2 separate regions of the Homo sapiens genome follow, and region 1 is linked to region 2. A link is an interaction called in ENCODE POLR2A ChIA-PET data of the cell type or tissue named here. Cell type or tissue: HepG2. All regions are shown on one strand. Each heading gives the region's core, and the rest is flanking DNA. Links, peaks and the distances in the headings are about the cores only.

Region 1 (5,379 bases), core at 205-5,204, 120 kb before region 2:
TTGGGAGGGTGTATCGCTTGAGCTCAGGAGTTTGAGACCAGCCTGGGCAACAGGGCGAAACCCAGTCTACCAAAAGTACAAAAGCTTAGCTGGGCGTGGTGGCACACACTTGTAGTCCCAGCTACTAGGGAAGCTGAGATGGGAAGATCCATTGAGCCTGGGAGGCGGAGGAGGCTGCAGTAAGCTGAGATGGTGCCTTTGCACTCCAGCCTGGGCAACAGAGGAAGACTGTGTCTCAAAAAAATTTTAAAAAGCTATAGATAGAACTACCATGTGACCCAGCAATCCTACTCCTACGTATATACCTGAAAGAATTGAAAGTGGACTCGGACAGATACTTGTATGCTGAAATGATAAAATTTAAGCATTGCAACACCATTCACAATAGCCAGAAGGCAGAAACAACCCAAATGTCCAATGACAGATGAATTGATAAACAAAATGGAATATCATTCAGTCATAAAAAGAAATAAAGTTCTGATACATGCTAAAATATGGAGGAACCTTAAAAACATGCTAAGTGAAATAAGCCAGACTCAAATAGACAAATACTATGTGGTTCCACTGATGTATCTAGACTAGGCAAATTCGTAGAGGCAGAAAGTAGATTAGAGGTGGCCAGGAGTTGGAGGAGGGGTGAATGGGGAGTTATTGCCTAATGGGTACAGAGTTTCTGTTTGGGATGATGAAAAATTTCTGGAAATAGTGGTAATGTTTGCACAACATTGTGAATATAATTAAAGCCACTGAATTGTACACTTAAAAATGGCTAAAATGGCAAGCGTTAGGTCCTATATATTTTACAATTAAAAAAAAAAAAAACGCTTGTTTACCGGAGATTTAAAAGAACAGAAAAAAAGAAAAGAAAAAGAAAAGACCAGAAGAGGTAGTGGGAGGAGCACGTCTTTGGCAGGAGCCACCGGTTTGGATTCTGCCCTGCCGCTGGGTCACCTCAGAAACACATGTGGTAACCTCATGGGCGAAGCCTGGTCCCCTCTTTTGATGTGAGAGTCCAGTAAGATGGTGAGTGTGGGCTCTCTCCTGGGTCATGGGAGTTGCTCAGGGAATGGCTTCCCATCCCCTTTAATTTCATCTTTTCCATTGTAAAAGATTGTTCTACCTGGTAGAAAAGACAGAACACAGTTAACTTGGCGATTTTGCGCAAATCATCATCAGTTACCTTGCTCATGTTTAGCCATCCTCCTCTAGGTGGTGGCCCAGCCCCTGTCTGTCATCTCGTTCCTCCTTTCTTTGGTGTTTTTGCCCTAACTCAGGGCTCTTCGGGACCCCCACTTCCTTGGCATTGGTGCCTGTCCTTGGTCACATGCTTCCTCTTCCTTTTCTGGGTTTACTGTGGATTCTTTCTGACATCTGAGCTCTGCTAGTGAGAAGTCATCTGAACACCCAGCCACAGTTATGTACACCCACGTGGTGGAATATCGTAGAGTCATAACAGAAGGGGTCAGGGAAGTGTTTGAAATACCTGGACGAATGTTGGATAGTGATCATGAGAAAGAGTGGAATATATGATTGCATAGACATTACAAGTTCAACTTTTTAAAAAACACAAACAAAATTGTTGGTTGGCTTGTTTTGTTCAACCTGAGCACATCAGAGTCCACGCCCTTTGTAGCCACTGGTCTGAGCCGCCCTCTCCTTCCCCTCCAAGGTTCACTACCATCTGTGGTCAGATCCCCCTTTTTCACAGCCACCCAGGGTTATTTCTTGCTACCTGAGCCTCTCTCCTGGCAGGTTGAAAGAAGCTCAGGGTTCAGACACCGTGAGGCTGTCCTGGATCCTCCAGAGATCCAGGCCCCTGCTACACCCAGGTTGCCGCCCCCTTGTTTATCAGTTACTCCTGCCCCATGACTGTCCTCATGAGATCCTTGGCTCAGAGCCAGTGCATGTGCCCCGAAAGGTGAGTGAGCAAGAGTCTTATGGAGCTCTAGTTTGCTGAGAAGCTCAGCTTCCCATGGGCCGGAAGGAGTCCTGGCAGTTCCGAGATCCCTGGAGGCAGGTGCAGTGGGAGGAGAGACTGACTGGGGCCAGGGCTGGCCACCTCACTGAGGTCCGGAAGGAGAGCTGGTCATCAGGTAGGAGCGGCCCCAGGCCAAACCCAGAGCCTGGCCTCAGGAAATGAGATGGCCTGTTTCTGCCCTCCCGCTGCTGCTAATAATTAACCCAGGGACGGCTGCCTGTGAGGCTGGAAGGGCCTTTAGACATCATGTGACACACTCCAGTCCAGGCCTTTTGCAAAAGTGGGAGGAAGTCATTTACTACATTTCCTCAATTCTGAAAGGTGCGTTGGCCACACTTTAATGCTTCTGAAATCACCGTGACCTTCACAGTCACAGGGTACCTTGGATGTACTGTTTCTTTAAAATAACTTTGCTGAAACACCTGTTACATCAGGTGTGTCATCTTAGAGCAGAGGTAATATGGTGATAAATACCCAGATCATTACTCAAGTTTCTAATGTTGCAGAGTTAATTAGGGGGCAAGAAGGTTTTCTGGGCCATTTCCCTTGTAAGAGGAAATTTACCAACATGAGAGCCTCGGGGAGTGTTTATAAAAGATTATCTCAAAAGGGTAAGAACATACCTTATTTAGTAAGTTACAGAGACAATAGTGACTAAGTGTGGGGCTCCGTTTACCACCTCCAGTGAATCACCTGTAATTCGTCTGCCTCCCAGTCACGTGGATCAGTGGACTCAGAGTGGGTGGTGTGTGATGCCCCCACCTGAGCTTGGGATCATCACCTTGTTTGAAGTCTGCCTGTGTGACCTGTGCGTGGTTCTGAGTCGAGTCTCCCAATCTTGTAAAATGGTTAACAGCAGTGCTACCTTCCAGGCCCAGTCAAAATCAATCAGTCAGGAGTGAGGGGTGTAAAAATACTTGGAAATCGCTGAAGCCCTGTAGCACAGGAAGCCCAGAAACAGGAAAGGGAATGGCCCAGGGACTGAGAAAGAAGGCAGGTGGGAAGGGCAAGAATGCATAGGCAGCATTCACAGAGCTGGTGTTGAGTGGCTGTGGCGGGCCAGGCCCTGTGCTGCGTTAAGAATGAAATCTCTGCTCCCTATAGTTATTCACAGGGGAGGAAACTAAGACAAAACATTAATTTGTTCAGGTTCATGTCCACTTGGGAGTGGCAGAGCAGAGACTAGAACCCAGGTCTGGCTATTCCTTCAAACCTCCAGTGGACTCTGGCCTGGCAAGACCCCTCCTGTCCCAGAGTACTCCCAAGCAAAGATCTTCTTGGTCCAGTCACGGACCACTCTTGAAATCAGTGAGAGGGTTGTCTTTATCTCTGTATTCTCAGCTCCCAGCATGTGGAAGGCCTCAGTACAGATAAATGCATCAACAGCAGCAATGACATATATTATTTCCTTTTTTTCTTTACCTTTTATTTTTTAGTAGCAATTATACATTCCTTTTGTTTACTTTTTACTGTTTTTTTTTTTAAGGTTTACAACTTGTTATTTTGATAAACATATACATTTCATTCATTTGTTCCTAAATGTTGTTCTCCTGATTTGCATTTTGGCATGCCTTTTAGAAGTCTTTTTAAAGAGTTTCATTAATTTGCTGACCCCATTTTATCAGGGTACAAAGCCCTGGAAATCTGAATAGGCTGCATAAAAATATTTTATGGTTTCTAGGGGCACACTGGCAACCAGCAGGGTTACCGAACCTAATATAACCTGAGATGGCCCCCTGGATTAAAACCTTACAGGCAGAGGATTTTAAAGCTGGAAAAAGCTTTAGAGGGCTCTAACCTGGGAAACCGAGCCAGAGAAAAGTGAGTTAGTGACTTCGCGAGTCACCTGGCTGATCAGAGACAAATAAGATGATGCTTCGTGGGGGTAAGTGGAGAGTATTTTTCTCTGTTTCCTTGAGATAAAATTATGGCGAGGGACACTGGTGGTGAGGATTGGGTTTCTCTGGCCGGACTACCACTGGCTTCAGACTCCTTGGCGGGAACAGAGGCTGGCAGGATGGTCCGGTTGTGAGATTCCAGCTTCTTGGCTGGTATGCACTGTGATTAGCACATCTCAAACCTTTCAAAGTGACTTTAGCTGTTTTCTTTTCTGAAGGCTTCTGCTGCTTTTGGCTGTAAAGGGGTGGGGGCCAGAGCCTAAGATAGAAATATCGTGGACTGACACCCAAATGGGCGTGTCTGTGCCTGAGAGCAAATATTAGCAGAGTATTTTTGTAAGGTTTATGCAACTTGATTCATGTCCCTGTGGAGTAAATGTATTCCATCCTGATTTCCAGTCTGTCTGGGGCCTAGTGGAACTACTCGGAGGGAAAATGAAATGAGATCAGTAGCTTAATTTTAGGTAGAAACAGCTAAATGTAAAACATATTCCATTGTCTATTTTGTGAGCTTTACATATTTTTGCTTGTTATAGTCCCTCATCTCCTATTTCACGGTTTGATGGGCCATTTCAGTTTTTTCCAAGAATGAGGTATTCATTTAGAATTATTTCCGATGAGAAAGTATACATGAAAGGAAATTCAGTTTTGAACAATACCACATTGAGGCTTACATGTACAGAAACTTAACCTTGGAATTGTTGAAACAGAAGTCCTGAAAGCCCAGAGTTCATCTATCCCACTCTTCACTGTCAGTCTGCCCTCTGAGGCCTTCTCACCAAGGGTCTCATCCAGCTTCTCTGCTTGATTACCTCTAGTGATGAGGAGCTCACTCTCTTACAGGGCACTTCCTTCCATATTTGTGCAGGTTTAACTGTTTAAAAGCTCCTTCGTCTGTTGAAGAGAAATGTGTTTCTTTCATCTTCTACCCATTGAACCTTTGGGACCTAAAAAAATCAGTCTAATTATAGTAGCTAGGTGCAAGTTAATTTGCATACACATTATCTCCAGTGATTAAAACAACCTTAGGGAAATCCTTCCTCTTTTATAGGTAGGGAAACTGAGTCTCAGAGAGGGTAAGCAGTCTCTCCGAAGTTAATCTCAGTAAGTGATGAAGCTGAGGTCCCCCCACAGCTGTCTGATTCTGATGCTGGTAACTTTCCCACAGCCTTACATTGTATCCTAATTCCTCTTCTGTGTGACAGCCCCTTGGATTTTTGAAGTACCTAATCTTATCCGCCCTGAGATTTCGCTAAGATTTCAGTTATTCCTCAGGAACGCCTGCTAAATCAGTTTCTGTGGAGTTCCCATACCATGCGTGCATTTTCCCCCCCAACCTTTGCACATGGGTTTTGCAGTGTCTGGAATGCTGCAGCTTCTCCCTGGCCAATACCCCTTATCCTGCAAGACTCCCCATGAAATTTCTGTGAACCGGTCCTGACACCCACCCCACCCTGGTGGATCCAGAGCCCTCCTTGTGTTCCTCCAGCACCCTGGGGCTTC
Region 2 (5,379 bases), core at 135-5,134:
AGGTTACACAAGAAACTGGGAACACAGGTTGCGTCTAGAGGCAAAGACAGTGGCAGAAGTGAGATGGCTTACTATATGCCCTTTGGAACCTCTTGAATCAGTGACTGTATTACCTATTTGGTAATATGCAATGCATGAAATTCAAGTCAAAATGAATAATCACTGGTTCCTTAACATCATCGTTAAGAGCTTGGACCGTGAATTCAACTTGCCCTTATTTAAATCCCAACTGAACTGCTTGGTGATTGTGTAAACATTAAGGAACTTTCCTCATCCGCAAAATGGAGGAGTTAAAGACACCTTCCTTGAGGGTTTGTTATGAGGATTAATGAAATTATTAAACAAGGATTAAATGAGATAATCCATTTTCAGTGTTTTATTTTATACATAATAATATATACATTTTATTATTATTCCTTGACTGTCCTGGGGATGGCCACTCCACAGGTGCATTAGAATGTTCCCTGCCTCCCTAGTAAGGAGCATTGTCACCCACTTCATTAGCTCATGAAGATGAAACAAGTTAATACATATTTGAAATGCCTGAATCAGTGCCTGGTTCACAGGAAAAGTTATCATTCACAGAAATATCCCCTAAAAAGCCATGCCCATTTTTTTCTCACTTCTCTGAATCCACAAGTTCCCTTTATTTTAATCACTGTATTATTTCTTCCCTAAAATTTCTATGTAGATGTTTTTCAAACCTGCCTATTCTTTTCTCATACTGCTCTGCTCTTGCCTTAAGGCTGAAGGCACCTGTTCCCTTATCTCTTAAATTTTGTTTGTTTGTTTGTTTGTTTTTGACACTTGAGTCTTGTTCTGTCGCCCAAGCTGGAGTGCAGTAGCGTCATCGTGGCTCACTACAATCACCACCACCAAGGTTCAAGCAATTCTCATGTTTCAGCCTCCCAGGTAGCTGGGATTACAGGTGTATGTCACCACGCTCGGCTAATTTTTTTTTGTATTTTTAGTGGAGACGGGGTTTCACCATGTTGGCCAGGCTGGTCTTGAACTCCTGGCCTCAAGTGACCCGCCTACCTCAGCTTCCCAAAGTGCTGGGATGACAGGCATGAGCCACTGTGCCCAGACAAAAAAAAACCTTTTTAAGACAGCATCTCACTGCTGTCACCCACACTGGAGGAACCCGATCACAGCTCACTGCAGCCTCAACTTCCTGTGCTCAAGCAATCCTCCCACCTTAGCCTCCCGAGTAGCTGGGACTACAAGTGTGTGCCACCATGCCTGGAAAATCTTCAAAAATATATTAACTCTGGCTGGGCATGGTGGCTCATGCCTGTAATCCCAGCACTTTAGGAGGCTGAGGCAGGTGGATCACTGGAGGTCAGGAGTTTGAGACCAGCCTGGCCAACATGGTGAAACCCCGTCTCTACTGAAAATACAAAAAAACTAGCTGGGTATGGTGTCATGTGCCTGTAATCCCAGCTACTCAGGAGGCTGAGGCAGGAGAATCACTTGAACCCGGGAGGTGGAGGTTGTAGTGAGCTGAGATCTCACCACTGCACTCCAGCCTGGGCAACAGAGCGAGACCATCTCAAAAAAAAAAAAAATTAACCCTGCTTGTTTCAAAGTTTCAGTCTGTCATATTATCTTTGGTTTGTAGGGTGCAAAGTCTACTGTTTGTTGCAGCTGCTGACTATGTGTGGCTTATTTCCTTGTGGGTTTGTAAGTACATTTCAAGCTCATCTTCATCAGATTTCTGAGAGTCCGTGATTTCATAGACTCTTAAGTCCCCCAGATTTACTAGTTCTGGACAAGCCTTTCCGTTATTTTCTCCACTTGGAATTCTCATACCACACAGATATGCACTCAGACCCCATATCTGCACATGGCCTAGAGCAAAGAGGTAGAGTTTTTCTGGTCCTGCTTCCACGGGGAAGCAGCCCTTTGTGACTCCGAGCTTTTTTTTTTTTTTTTTTTGAGACAGAGTTTCACTCTTATCTCCCAGGCTGGAGTGCAATGGCGCAATCCCAGCTCACTGCAACCACCACCTCCTGGGTTCAAGCAATTCTCCTGCCTCAGCCTCCCAAGTAGCTGAGATTACAGGTGCCTGCCACCACGCCTGGTTAATTTTTGTATTTTTAGTAGAGACGGGGTTTCATCATGTTGGTCAGGCTGATCTCGAACTCCTGACCTCAGGTGATCCACCTGCCTTGGCCTTCCAAAGTGCTAGGATTACAGATGTGAGCCACCATGCCTGGCCGACTCCTAGCTTTTTTAGGCAGGCAACTCACTTTCATCTCTGTAAGCGCGGAGCCTGTGGCTGGCCTCCCTTCATAGGCAGGTATGAAATATTCCACCCTAATCACCTAGTTATAATACCCTATCAGTCCCTGCCTGTCTTAGTCCATCTGGACTCCTATAACAACATACCATAAACTGGGTGGCTTATAAACAACAGAAATGTATGTTTCACAGTTCTGGAGGCTGGGAAGTCCAAGATCAAGGTGCTGGCAGATTCAGTGTCTGGGGAGGCCCTCATAGTTGGCCACCTTTTCACTGTGTCCTCACATGGTGGAAGGGAATAATTCTGGTCTCTAGCCCCTTAATGGGCACTAATCCTATTAATGAGGACTCCAACCCCATGATTTAATCACCCCCAAAGGCCCCCACTTCCTAATGCCATCACATTGGAGGGTAGGTTTCAACATGAATTTTGGAAGGACACAAACATTCAGACCATAGCATGGCCTTTACTTCTTCCATATTATGTGTAGCACATGATATGGAAAAAATATCCATGAATTCTGGACTATGCTGATATCTAAAGACAGAAATGGCCAGTGCAGTGGCTCACACGTATAAACCCAGCACTTTGGGAGGCCGACGCAGGCAGGTTGCTTGAGCCTAGGAGTTTGAGACCAGCCTGGCCAACATGGTGAAACCCCGTCTCTACACAAAATACAAAAATTATCTGGGCATGGTGGTGTGCACCTGTAGTCCCACCTACTCAGGAGGCTGAGGCAGGAGGATCACTGGAGCCCGGGAGGTCAAGGCTACAATGAGCTGTGTTTGTGCCACTGCACTTCAGCCTGGGTAACAAAACAATACCTTGTTTCAAAAAAAAAAAAAGAAAAAGAGAAATGGGCCCAGAAGCAACAGGATGAAACTGGGAGAAGAAAGCAGAAAGTATCTGGCCTAAGTAACTTACTAGAAAATCTATTTCTTTTTTTTTTTTTTTTTTGACAGAGTCTCATTCTGTCACCCAGGCTGGAGTGCAGTGGCGCAAACTCAGCTCACTGTAACCTCTGCCTCCTGGGTTCAAGTGATTCTCGTGCCTCAGCCTCCCAAGTAGCTGGTACTACAGACGTGCACTACCATGCCCGGCTAATTTTTGCATTTTTAGTAGAGACAGGGTTTCGCCATGTTGGGCAGGCTGGTCTCAAACTCTCCACATCAGGTGATCCATCCACCTCGGCCTCCAAAGTGCTGGGATTACAGGCATGAGCCACCATGCCTGGCCCTAGAAAATCAATTTTTCAAAAGCAAATGACACAAACTTGTGGGAAAAGCCTCAGTATTGCAAAGTGATTGTGAAGAAACATACCAAAATGTTAACTGAGCTGGTTTGAGTGTTGGAGGAATGAATGACTTTTCCTTTTCTAATTTTCTGCATTTTACACGTTTTATATCCCTTTTACCTTGGGGGACAGGGGAAATTATAAGTCATTTTGTAAAGTGGTTTTCCAATCAGCCAGCAGGAGCTTGCTGTGGTGACAGGTGAGAACCATTTCCTCCTGTCAGAGGTTGGTGGCAAATCAAGGCAGCTGCAGAGAGGGGCTAAACAAGGCCTGGGTGTGGAGGTGGAGGCTTGAGTTGGAGCCCTAGTTCTGCCAACATATTTGTGACACCCACAGAATTAACTTAACCTCTCCTAATCACGTTTTCCTCCTCTGTAAATGGAGATCCATTCATTGGTTCATTCCTTCCACAGCTGTTTATTCAACACGTGCGATGTGCTCAGCAAGGTGGCAGGGCTTGGGGCCACCAGAAAGAACAAGACAGACCCACACTCGAAGTTTGAGTTCTGAGGCAGCACTGTCCGACAGAACTTTCTAGATGACGAAAATGTTCTGTATCTGTGATATCCAATATGGTAGCCACTAGCCACACATAGCCACTACACACTTAAAATGCGGCTCCTGTGACCGAGGAACAGAATTTTTAATTTTCTTTTGTGTAATTAAATTTATTTATTTATTTGAGACAGAGTCTCGCTGTGTTGCCCAGGCTGGAGTGCAGTGGCCCAATCTTGGCTCACTGCAACCTCCGCCTGCCGGGTTCAAGCGACTTTCCTGACTCAGCCTTGCAAGTCTCCTGAGTAGCTGGGACTACAGGTGTAGGCCACCACGCCTCGTTAATTTTTGTATTTTTAGTAGAGACGGGGTTTCACCATGTTGGCCAGGCTGGTCTCAAACTCCTGACCTCAAGCGATCCACCCACCTCGGCCTCCCAAAGTGCTGGGATTACAGGCATGAGCCACCGCTCCTGGCCAGTGTCATTAAATTTAAATTGCCACATGAGGTTAGTGGCTACTGTTTTGGACAGTATCCTAAATAGCAGACAACGCCTCTGGGCCCACCTCAGACGGGGCGTGGGAAGATCCAAGCCATGCAAAAACAGAACTGTGAGGGGGTGTGAGGATGTATCATGCCTCCCTCAGACAGAACAAGGAGGAAACGAGGCTGTGGGGACGTTTAAGACCCGGTGACTGTTGTAAGTGGGCACGGGGAGATGGAAGAAAACACTCAATGCGGCGGAGCACAAAAGCTGCCGTGACTAAGCCCTGGCACGTGGTCTGGGAGCACCTGCCCCGCGGGCAAGCAGCAACTCCCTGCAGAGCCCACCGTATGCAGTAGAGAACAATACCTAACTAAAGCAAGTCTGGTGACATCTGGCTGCGGACTGGCTCTCGCCTCTCCACTGTGGTCGGTTCTGATCTCTCTGCTCCTTCCTTCCCATGGTCCTTCTTCTGTAATACCTGGAGTTCAAGTTCGTTTTAAACTGGGCAGGGCCGCCCCACGTGGTTTCATTCCGCACATACCCACTCCTTCCTCCGCCTCCTTGAACGCTTCATTCCAAATCAAGCCTGCTTTCTCCTTAATTAAGAACATAGGGGCCAGGTGCGGTGGTTCACACCTGTAATCCCAACACTTTGGAAGGACAAGGCGGGCGGGTCACTTGAGACCAGGAGTTCAAGACCAGCTTGGCCAACATGGTGAAACTCTGCCTCTACTAAAAATAAAAATAAAAATTAGGTGGGAGTGGTGGTGCACGCCTGTAGTCCTAGCTACTGAGGAGGCTGAGGCAGGAGGATCACTTGAACCCAGGAGGCAGAGATTGCAGTGAGCCGAGATCATG

Evidence for each region. Peaks named below come from ENCODE experiments on the same cell type or tissue, not always from the same donor. Only the 100,000 strongest peaks of a DNase experiment are listed, where the experiment ranks them.
Region 1: POLR2A ChIA-PET joins it to region 2 with 5 read pairs; 3 of 35 experiments call an interaction of 5 or more read pairs at or near these places.

What each region holds. Positions count from the first base shown.
Region 1 is chr9:109,474,453-109,479,831 of GRCh38, reverse strand. All of the region lies in intron 1 of PTPN3 (protein tyrosine phosphatase non-receptor type 3), which reads left to right. Among named protein-coding and RNA genes, the nearest start is that of PTPN3, 21 kb to the left of the region's middle. RefSeq lists a cis regulatory region at 2,169-2,182, an enhancer at 2,103-2,247 and a silencer at 3,969-4,263. In HepG2, for the core only: no CTCF peak of the experiment used is centred there; DNase peaks (open chromatin) are centred at 651, 2,161 and 4,181; H3K4me3 peaks cover 1,118 bases.
Region 2 is chr9:109,355,678-109,361,056 of GRCh38, reverse strand. No RefSeq gene overlaps it. Among named protein-coding and RNA genes, the nearest start is that of EPB41L4B, 37 kb to the right of the region's middle. In HepG2, for the core only: no CTCF peak of the experiment used is centred there; no DNase peak of the experiment used is centred there.